Linked DNA regions of Homo sapiens: regions 2 and 3 are each linked to region 1. A link is a contact called in ENCODE Hi-C or POLR2A ChIA-PET data. All regions are on one chromosome and are shown on one strand. The core of a region is the stretch at or near the end of the contact, and the rest is flanking DNA. Distances in the headings are between cores, read along the strand shown. Region 1 overlaps SLC38A1 (solute carrier family 38 member 1). Region 2 overlaps PCED1B (PC-esterase domain containing 1B). Region 3 has its middle 59 kb from the start of LINC00938.

Region 1 (2,934 bases), core at 245-2,744:
AAACACTTTACTGATCATTAATAGTACCAAATGTTGGGGTATTCATTATATATCAGGCCCTTTCTAAGCACTTTTTAAAATACTTCACTTATGAGTAGTACTATTACTATCCTTATTTTACAGATAAGGTAAATAAGGTAACAAGGAGGTTAAGTATTTTGTCTAAGGTCACACAGCTAGTGTCAGAGCACTCAAACCCTGGTAGTATGACTCCAAAGTCCCTACCCATCACGTTGCATTGTCTATCAAAGTCAAACATCCAGAGTGGAATAACACTGTAAAAAATAAGACCAAACAAAAATCTTAGAATGAAATACATTGAAATGTTAATGGAGCTTGTCTAAGGTGAGCCTGAACACTCCGAACAGAGAGACTTTGCGTGTTTTCTTTATACTTTATTTCATTTATTTTATGCATTTTCAAAATGGTTTAATGGTTATCTTAGTTTTACAATAAAAATATAAAGAACTTTTCAAGTGACAGTATTATTATTTTAACCCCTTTTTAGGGGAGAGTTGCATTTGTTTAAGTCTTAAGCTCATTAATAGAATCCCTGTTTGATTAAGGAGCTCACAAAATACTTACAGAAAGGAGTAGAAACATAATTATTCAGTCCTAAAGTGGACTTCTTAGTCACTAAATTCTGATCAAATTTCAAAATTCTGAGGGTCAGAAGACCAGCACACGGTGACCTTGTAGCATGTGATCATGTATAATGCTTACAAATTAGATTAGGGAATTAAACGGGTGGTTTTAAAAGGCCAGGCAGGAAACAGGTGGAGAGCAATTATTTGTACCGTTCTTTCCATTTCTTTCCTTGTAGGTAAATCTAAGCTCTGTGGTGCAAAGCTTTTCTTAAACTAGCCTCACTGTCAGTTAGGTATTTTGTTTTGTCTAGAAAAATAAATATGCATTGCTGATGGCCAATTCAAATAGTATCTAATATAATCCTCAAAAGAAAGAGGAATCTAAAAGAAGTATCCCAGTAAAAATAGAATTTTAGTTTAGTTGGTTCTTTGTAAAAAAGTTAAAGGGAGGTCTGAGCTTAAATGAGGATGTTGTACCAGTGAGAAAGAGCGCCATGTACCACTACCACTTCCTGTTTTTAACCTATAGTGGGTAGAGGGCTGTGGGTTTTGTGGGCACTCCATTTATAACTCTTGACACTCTTGATGTGTCCTCGTTCCTCTTTTCCCACTCCACAAGGACAAGTCGTTTCCCTTCTCCTCAAACCTAGATCCCTACTCTTTATCATATTCTAAAGATGTTAACTCTTGAGTGACAGAAAAATCCCATGTGACTGTTGAAGTAAAGGAATATGCTGTTCTCGGTGGGTATTTGGGACTTTTGTTCCGGTAGAAAGGTGGATTGGGGGCTTCATTCATATTTTCCCATTCTGTTTTTGTGGTAACAAGACACATTTAAGGAGAAATAGGCGGTTTAAGAGGAGCACCCAATGGACTTGTTGCTCTCCTCCCCACAGATGTCAGTCATCTTGGGCAAGTTGCTTAGCCTCCGTTAATTTTAGTTTTGTAGTCGCCCAATGGGTTCACCTTGCCTGCTGCCTAGACAGAACCACTTTATTGAGACAGGGGAATTGCAATGGAGAAAGAGTAAGTCATGCAGAGTCAGCTGTGTGGGAGACCGGAGTTTTATTATTACTCAAATCAGTCTCCCAGAGCATTCGGGGATCAGAGTTCTTAAAGATAATTTGGCAGCTAGGGGCTTGGGAAGTGGGGAGTGATGATTGGTTAAGTTGGATATGAAATCATAGGGGGGTGAAGTAAGATTTTCTTGCTGTCTTCTGTTCCTGGGTGCAATGGCAGAACTGGTTGGGCGAGATTACCAGTCTGGGTGGTGTCAGCTGATACATGGAGTACAGCTCTGCAAAATATCTCAAGCACTGATCTTAGGTTTTACAATAATGATGTTACCCCGAGGAGCAATTTGGGGAGGTTCAGACTCTTGGAGCCAGAGGCTGCATGACCCCTAAACTGTAATTTCTAATCGTGTAGTTAATTTGTTAGTCCTGCAAAGGCAGACTGGACCCCAGGCAAGAAGGGGGTCTTTTTGGAAAAGGGCTGTTACCAATTTTGTTTCAGTCAAACCATGAACTGAATTCCTTCCCAAAGTTAGTTCGGCCTATGCCCAGGAATGAACAAGGACAGCTTAAGGGTTAGAAGCAAGATAGAGTTGGTTAGGTCTGATTTCTTTCACTGTCATAATTTCCTTGGTTATAATTTTGCAAAGGCAGTTTCAGTTTCTTTATCTATAAAATGGGGGTAATTAACAGGGTTGTTATAAAGATCTCATGGAACAATGTACACTTTACAACTATCTTTTCTTTTTTAAAGTCCTTTATAAAATTAAAAGTCAATCTTACCTAGCCAGCCACACAAAAGGAGGCTGCGGGTGGCTTTGGTCTGCAGGCTGTCCCTTGCTGACCCCTGATATAGATGCAGATCTTTGAAATCATGTGCCTGACATAAGGTAAAGTCTGTGGCCAGAGAACAAAGCAAAACTAACTGGCCCACAAAGGAGTAGTTTTCTAATTAAACCAACTACCACTCTGTGAGTAATAAAAGTTCAAGCTAACCTTGAAAATCCAACTCTCTGCACCACACTTAACCTGCTCTACTGTGATAACTCCAACCTGGCCTACTGTAAACCAGATGAGTGAGCAGAGAAGGCATTCTACCAATCATGGAGGTAAATAATGCTGTAAAACCATAGCCAGTATAGTTAAGTTGTCTGTTGCAGGCTAAGAAAAATACACTGTACCAAAACAGAGATCACACTGCTGTCCTTGGATAGGACCAAGGCACCTGAGGCAACTCAGCATAAATAGGACTGAGTGAACTCAGGGTATACACTCTAGCGCATGTGCGCGCACACACACACGCACACACACCCCTACCTTTCTGGGGCTAAGAG
Region 2 (2,934 bases), core at 271-2,770, 970 kb after region 1:
CCTGGACACAAAAGTTTTGGGGTTTTTTTGGTTTTTTTGTTTTGTTGTGTTGTGCTTTTTTTTTTAAGGACCTGGTGATTCTGATGAGAACCACTTGCCTGCCTTTCTCTTTGCCAATCTGAGTCCATTACCATTTTCTTGAGCTAACTCAGACATCATTTTCTTTAGATACTCTATAGGAGCACCTAACATGGCGCTTGCCACAGAAATGATTGACTGTTTTCTCTCTGTACATCCTCATTAACTCCAACTCAATAGAACACCAATTTAATTTGCCTCCTTTGTATAAATGTATTCAATCCACCCCGTATCACTGTAGAATATCTATACATTGTTCTAGAATTACTGTTTTCTTATTTTATGTGGATCTGGCTTGCTTTAACTATTTCAAAAATGGAGGCTACGCTTTTTTTTTTTGTTTTTTTTTTTTTGCCTCTTTCCATAGTGCCAGCAAAGAGCTTCTAAATCACGACAAACAGTAAATGCATGTTGATTATAAGTAAAACCTATTTTTGCTTTCACTTTCCTTTGATATGAAAGTCAATTAAATAGGCTGCAGAGAACAGGGAGTTTAGAAGGCTGAAATAAGAAAAATATGTAGCCTGGAAAAAAAATGGAGATGACCAGTAAGCAAAGTGAAATTGTATATACTGCAGACTGATCGGCTCTATCCAAATGGGTGCTCCTTTTGGATATGAGCTCATTCAAATGGTAAATGATTTCATTCAAAACTTTCCTTTGGGAAAAGTCACTTGGAGAGTCCACTTTACATAAAAGAATCCAATTTAATCTTCAGTGGAAAAAGTGGAATTGGACGAGGGCAGAGCTCTCCTTTCATTTTAGAGAATAAAAGTGGCAGCCTGGATCCTGGTCCAGTCTCTGGTACTAACTAGCTGTGACTTTGATACATCATTGAGTCCATCAGAGCTGACTGACTCCCAGGGCTCTCCATAGCAATAATGGTAATAAAAATAGCAAACATTCATGGAGTTCTTGCTGTGTAACAGGCACTGTGCTGAGGATTTTTCATGCATTATTTCATTTAACCATCATTCCTTGAGACAAGTACTATCATTAACCCCAACTGAGGAAACTAAGGCTCGGAGAGATTAATTTGTCTAAGATCACAAAGAAAATGTATTTTGGTGAAACTATTCATTCAAGCCTAGCTCCAATGTCCATTCTTCTTTCCTCACGTCTACATGAGACCTTCCTTATCCCCATATTTGCAAGCAGAGTACATTATTCTGGGCTTACTGAATGCTTTATGCACACAGATATTTTAGCGCTTCTCCCATTGTATTTTGCTAATTGTTTTTGCATGTCTCTCCTAGCTGACTGCAAAAAATGAATTCAAGAGCTGTATTCTATTTGTCTTATTACTCTCATCACTTACTGTAGGGCTTAACAATTAATAGACTCTCATATGTACCAAAATATGAACTCTCAAATTTGTTGTATCCTCAGAGAGGTTGAGTAACTGACTCAGGTTCACACAGGAAGTACAAAGTGAGACCGGATTTTGCATTCCGGCATCTGACCGTCCCCACTTCCTATGAGCATCACTGTCCACTCAGAGTTGTTCAAGCCAATGCAGAAACCAGGGAACCATTCTTTATAATAATTCCCTGCTCACAATTCCTGAATTCCTGCCCCCTTCCCCCTTTCCACTCCAGTCATTGTTTCAGCCCATCACCTTCTCCCCAACCCTCAATCACCATGGTAATTCAGATTACTGCCTTCACTCGCCTGGATTACAATAGTTAGGGTGTAGGATTTTGGCTGACCCCCAAAACAAAAGATTAAAAATTATGGATGACTTTTATAAACTACAAGCAAGTCTTACAATTTCCCTCAGAGACAAAGATATACTTCTGCCCACTCAGCCCTGAGTAGCTTCAATCATGGTTCTCTAGTAAGTTAGAATTATATTTTCTCCCCGTGACATAAATTTCAGTATAAGGATCAGCAACATTGCTCCAGTCCTATAAATCATATGAGGCAACCAAATAGTCTCCAAGATTCTAGCTCATTTGCTGTTCATCTGTTTTAAGATTGCATTTCACCAGTTTATTTCAGGGTGTCTGCCATTTTGGCCCCAGTTTTGATAACTGCAGATTGTTGTTATTTTAAAGCCATTTCATTGCTCAGTCTTGCTGGGGCTGGGGCCCTGCCTTGCTCTTGCCCTCACTAAGCTGCATTCTGGTTTCCTGCCTACCTCCCTTGGCTTTGAATAAATACCACATGCTCTTGCTGTGCTTTTGCTGTGCTCTGCCACCTGCAGGGCCCTTGGTCATACTGTGTTGAGACCTCCTTGCAGGAGTGGCCGCTTGCCCTTTGCAGCCAGCATTTTTCAGATAACTTCCCTCCATGCTCCTGAAACACATCTGTCTCCCCACTGCCTGCCTCCTCTCAGGAATAGGTCTTTTTTTATTTTGAGATGGAGTCTCACTCTGTCGCCCAGGCTGGAGTGCAGTGGCACGATCTCAGCTCACTGCAACCTCCACCTGCTGGGTTCAAGTGATTCTCCTGCCTCAGCCTCCTGAATAGCTGGGATTACAGGCGCGCAGCACCACGCCCAGCTAATTTTTGTATTTTTAATAGAGATGGGCTTTCACCATGTTGGTCAGGCTGGTCTCGAACTCCTGACCTCGTGATCCACCTGCCTAGGCCTTCCAAAGTGCTGGGATTACAGGCGTGAGCCACCGCACCTTGCTGGGATGGGTCTCTTTACAGGTACTGGAACTAATTTAGAACCACAAATGTCCCTTTGATAGCTACTTATTGCAAACACAAGAGAAATTTCCTTAGTGTAAAGAAAATCAATCATTTTTGGCAAACTACTTAGACTTTCAACAGTGAAGCTTCTTAGAATATTGAGGTCTCCTGCTCTTCTGGGAACTGTGGGACAAAGTACTCCAGTTAATATCCTCA
Region 3 (2,934 bases), core at 222-2,721, 550 kb before region 1:
TAGCATTTCTCACTATGCACATTTTTCTGCATTATCTTGTTTATTGAATGTCTCTGTCATCAGAATGAAAGCTCCATGGGGGCAGTAAATAGTTATGCAATGAATGAATGAATGTGCTTGCATATATTTTTACCTACTAAGACTCTATATCGTCAGAGAACCTAATATACCATATGGCACTCAGTAGACCAGCTGAGTAAGAGGAAGATCTAGAATCCTAAGGCCATTCCAAAGAATGGCACATTTGAAAGGGTGCCTCAGCGTGAAACACTCAACTGGCTACATAATGAAGGCATTGAGTGTTAGAAGGAGAGGAAAAAATCCCTAACATGGACATAATAACTTATGTCCTTTTCTAGACTACAGTGCCTAAGGACATCTCTGGGTCCTAGGCACATTGTTTATATTTAGTAAAAATTTATAAAGATTACTGATACATAGTATTTGGCAAAGAAAGATAAAAACTGACATATAAACTATTTGCTTATGAAGGATAAATTTAAGGTTAGATAAAAAAAAAAAACCTCATGTTGCTATATTGTATGACGGGTATGGTTTGCAAAAAGCATAATCCAGGGCCATTTTCCGCATTATATTAAATGGTGTTTCTATACTGAAATCAACTCCAAACTTATACCATAAAATATTGTGAAAATGTCATAGGTAGTTAGTGCAAGGTAGTTTTTAAATAGGGAGTCATTACTTTCGAATATCCATGGAACTTAACATTTTCTTACTTAATTTTTATCAAAAGATTTCAGGGAGTTTGGAACGTCTCACAAAATAGCTACTGAACAGGAATATGGAGAGAAGCAAAGTTTGTTAACTGGAATAAAATAAACCTACTTGGAACTTGGAACTCAAAATTCAAGCTCACTTACAAGGTGTCTGCCATGCCCTGCTCACAGAGTATACATTCCTGGTCAAGAATGTTAAGTCCTAAATAATCCTATCTTGGATGACACAGGAACTGATGAAAAAAGATAACCCAATGGCTTTATCACACCAAATATTCTATCACACAGATCAGAAAGAAGTTTTGACTCTAATCCCACTTAGTGGCTGTGTGAACTCAAGTAAGTAACTTAACCCCACTGATCTTCCATTGCCTTGTTTCAAAATGAGAATAGCATATTAGCACTGCCTTACCCAGTTGTTGTGAGGAGCTAATAAAATACTGTGTGTTAAAACGTGTGGTAAACCCTGAAGTGCTATACAAATGTGATGTATTATTTTTGTTCTTTAAAGGTCTTTTGACACCTAATCTTTGCCTCCATAAATGACCTCTTTGTTTTCAAGCTTGCTTTTGTCTGATCTTACACTGGCTCAAATTTTAATCTCTTACCTAGTGAAGTTATTTCTTTAGACCTTGCCTCTGCCCAGCTCTTTCTTGGACTACTAGAACCTAATTACTTCTGTGGCTTCTGTTTGACTCAGCATTCAATAGTATGGTTACTCTGAGCCTGCCATGTAAGAACTGTGAATGTAAACTAAGGGCTTATCCCCCTGTCTACTGTAATCCATCTAAGTAATATGCAATATTTGAGTGTAGATGACAAGATGGCATGAAATTTCACTTCTCTTTCAGAGAACGAAACCAATTCCTTATCTTTAAGAAGGTTTACTTGAAAGGACTTTCAGTTTCTCTTCATAAAATAATGTAGAAACCATTATTCTTTCTGTTTGCCTCTCACCTCAGCACTGGGCTGAATGTATTTATAAACTAAAACTAGAAAGAATTCTTGGTTTGCAAAAGATTTTAACAGAAAACCAGAGCTGATGGCTAATACTAGCAGGAGCAGGGTCTGTGTACTGGTTTCCACTTCATTAAATAATAGCAGCATCCAGCAGATACAGCACCTACTAAGTGCCTGAGTTTTTACATGTATTAATTCATTTACTCTTCACAACTATTATTAGCTCCATCTTGCTGTTGAGGAAAATAATTGACATAAGGTCAAACAGCTAGTAAGTGGAAGAGCTGGGATTCAAACTCAGGCCATTTGATTCTAGAATAAGGTCATATTCTTAACTCTATGTTATATTGCTAATAATAATGATTATTATGATACTGATAACAAAAAAAATGTATTATTTCTTGTTGCATAACAAATTGCCCCGAAATTTAGTGGCTTAAAAGAACAAAATCACAGTTTCTGTGAGTCAGGAATTTGGACACAATTTAGCTAGGTACTCTGCTTCAGAGTCTTTCACAAGCTGCAATCAATGTGTCCTGTGGGGCTGTAGTCATTCCAAGGCTCGACTGGGAAAGGATCCACTTCCATGCTCACTCACATGGTTATTGTTAGAATTCAGTTCCTTGCAGCCTGTTGGACAGAAACCATCCCTAATTCTGTGCCAGGTGGGCCTCTCAAACATGGTAGTTTGCAAAGTGTGAAAGCTGGGAAAGATATAGAGTCCAGCAAAATACAAGCCACTGTCTACTGTTAATAGACATTAGTATTTCCACCACTTTTGTCATACTCTTTTTATTAAGAGCAAGTAACTAAGCCCACACTCAACTGGAGGGGATTACACAAGGATATGAATACCAGGAAGTTGGGATCATTGGCAGTCACATCAGAAGCTGCCCACCTTCATAATAATTAACATTCTATAAATATAATAAGAAAATAACATTTATTGAGAGCTTACTATGTGCCTGGCAATAGTCCAAGCATTTCACGTATATTAATTCACATAATCCTCACAACAAACCTGATACATGAATTAGTAAGGGGAAGTGCCATGATTACACTTAGAGGTGGAGAAATTAATACCACTTTTCTGTATTCCAACAGATAAAGCCTTTCTTAGAATGCTTCAAAATGATTGCCACAAACTGAATCTACCCCAACCACATCCTCTTTCATAACCACTTGTCTTATTCACAGAACAGGCTTTTTCTAGCTGGTGGCAAATAGTAATTTCCCA

What was found. A loop is a pair of places that touch in the nucleus more often than their neighbours do. ChIA-PET counts read pairs that join two places held with the same protein, here RNA polymerase II (POLR2A). Pooled maps may share reads with other maps.
Region 2: a loop to region 1 is called in a pooled map, with 3 times the contacts of the local background. The contact joins two enhancer-like sites. A Hi-C loop is called at or near these places in 3 of 37 single-sample maps with no recorded cell type and 6 of 50 pooled maps. POLR2A ChIA-PET finds 5 or more read pairs at or near these places in 1 of 52 experiments (CD4-positive, alpha-beta T cell).
Region 3: a loop to region 1 is called in a pooled map, with 5 times the contacts of the local background. The contact joins two enhancer-like sites. A Hi-C loop is called at or near these places in 1 of 168 maps with a recorded cell type or tissue (CD14-positive monocyte) and 6 of 50 pooled maps. POLR2A ChIA-PET finds 5 or more read pairs at or near these places in 2 of 52 experiments (BJ and OCI-LY7).

The regions. Positions count from the first base shown.
Region 1 is chr12:46,217,062-46,219,995 of GRCh38, forward strand. All of the region lies in intron 5 of SLC38A1 (solute carrier family 38 member 1), which reads right to left. Among named protein-coding and RNA genes, the nearest start is that of SLC38A1, 51 kb to the right of the region's middle. RefSeq lists a silencer at 2,864-2,923. Within about 2 kb of position 1,495, at least 15 of the 41 ENCODE cell types and tissues checked have a DNase peak (open chromatin) inside an H3K27ac peak, as active enhancers do; they include CD4-positive, alpha-beta T cell, where a contact is called at or near this core.
Region 2 is chr12:47,191,756-47,194,689 of GRCh38, forward strand. All of the region lies in intron 2 of PCED1B (PC-esterase domain containing 1B), which reads left to right. Among named protein-coding and RNA genes, the nearest start is that of MIR4698, 5.4 kb to the left of the region's middle. Within about 2 kb of position 1,521, at least 4 of the 41 ENCODE cell types and tissues checked have a DNase peak (open chromatin) inside an H3K27ac peak, as active enhancers do; they include CD4-positive, alpha-beta T cell, where a contact is called at or near this core.
Region 3 is chr12:45,667,705-45,670,638 of GRCh38, forward strand. No RefSeq gene overlaps it. Among named protein-coding and RNA genes, the nearest start is that of LINC00938, 59 kb to the right of the region's middle. Within about 2 kb of position 1,472, at least 4 of the 41 ENCODE cell types and tissues checked have a DNase peak (open chromatin) inside an H3K27ac peak, as active enhancers do.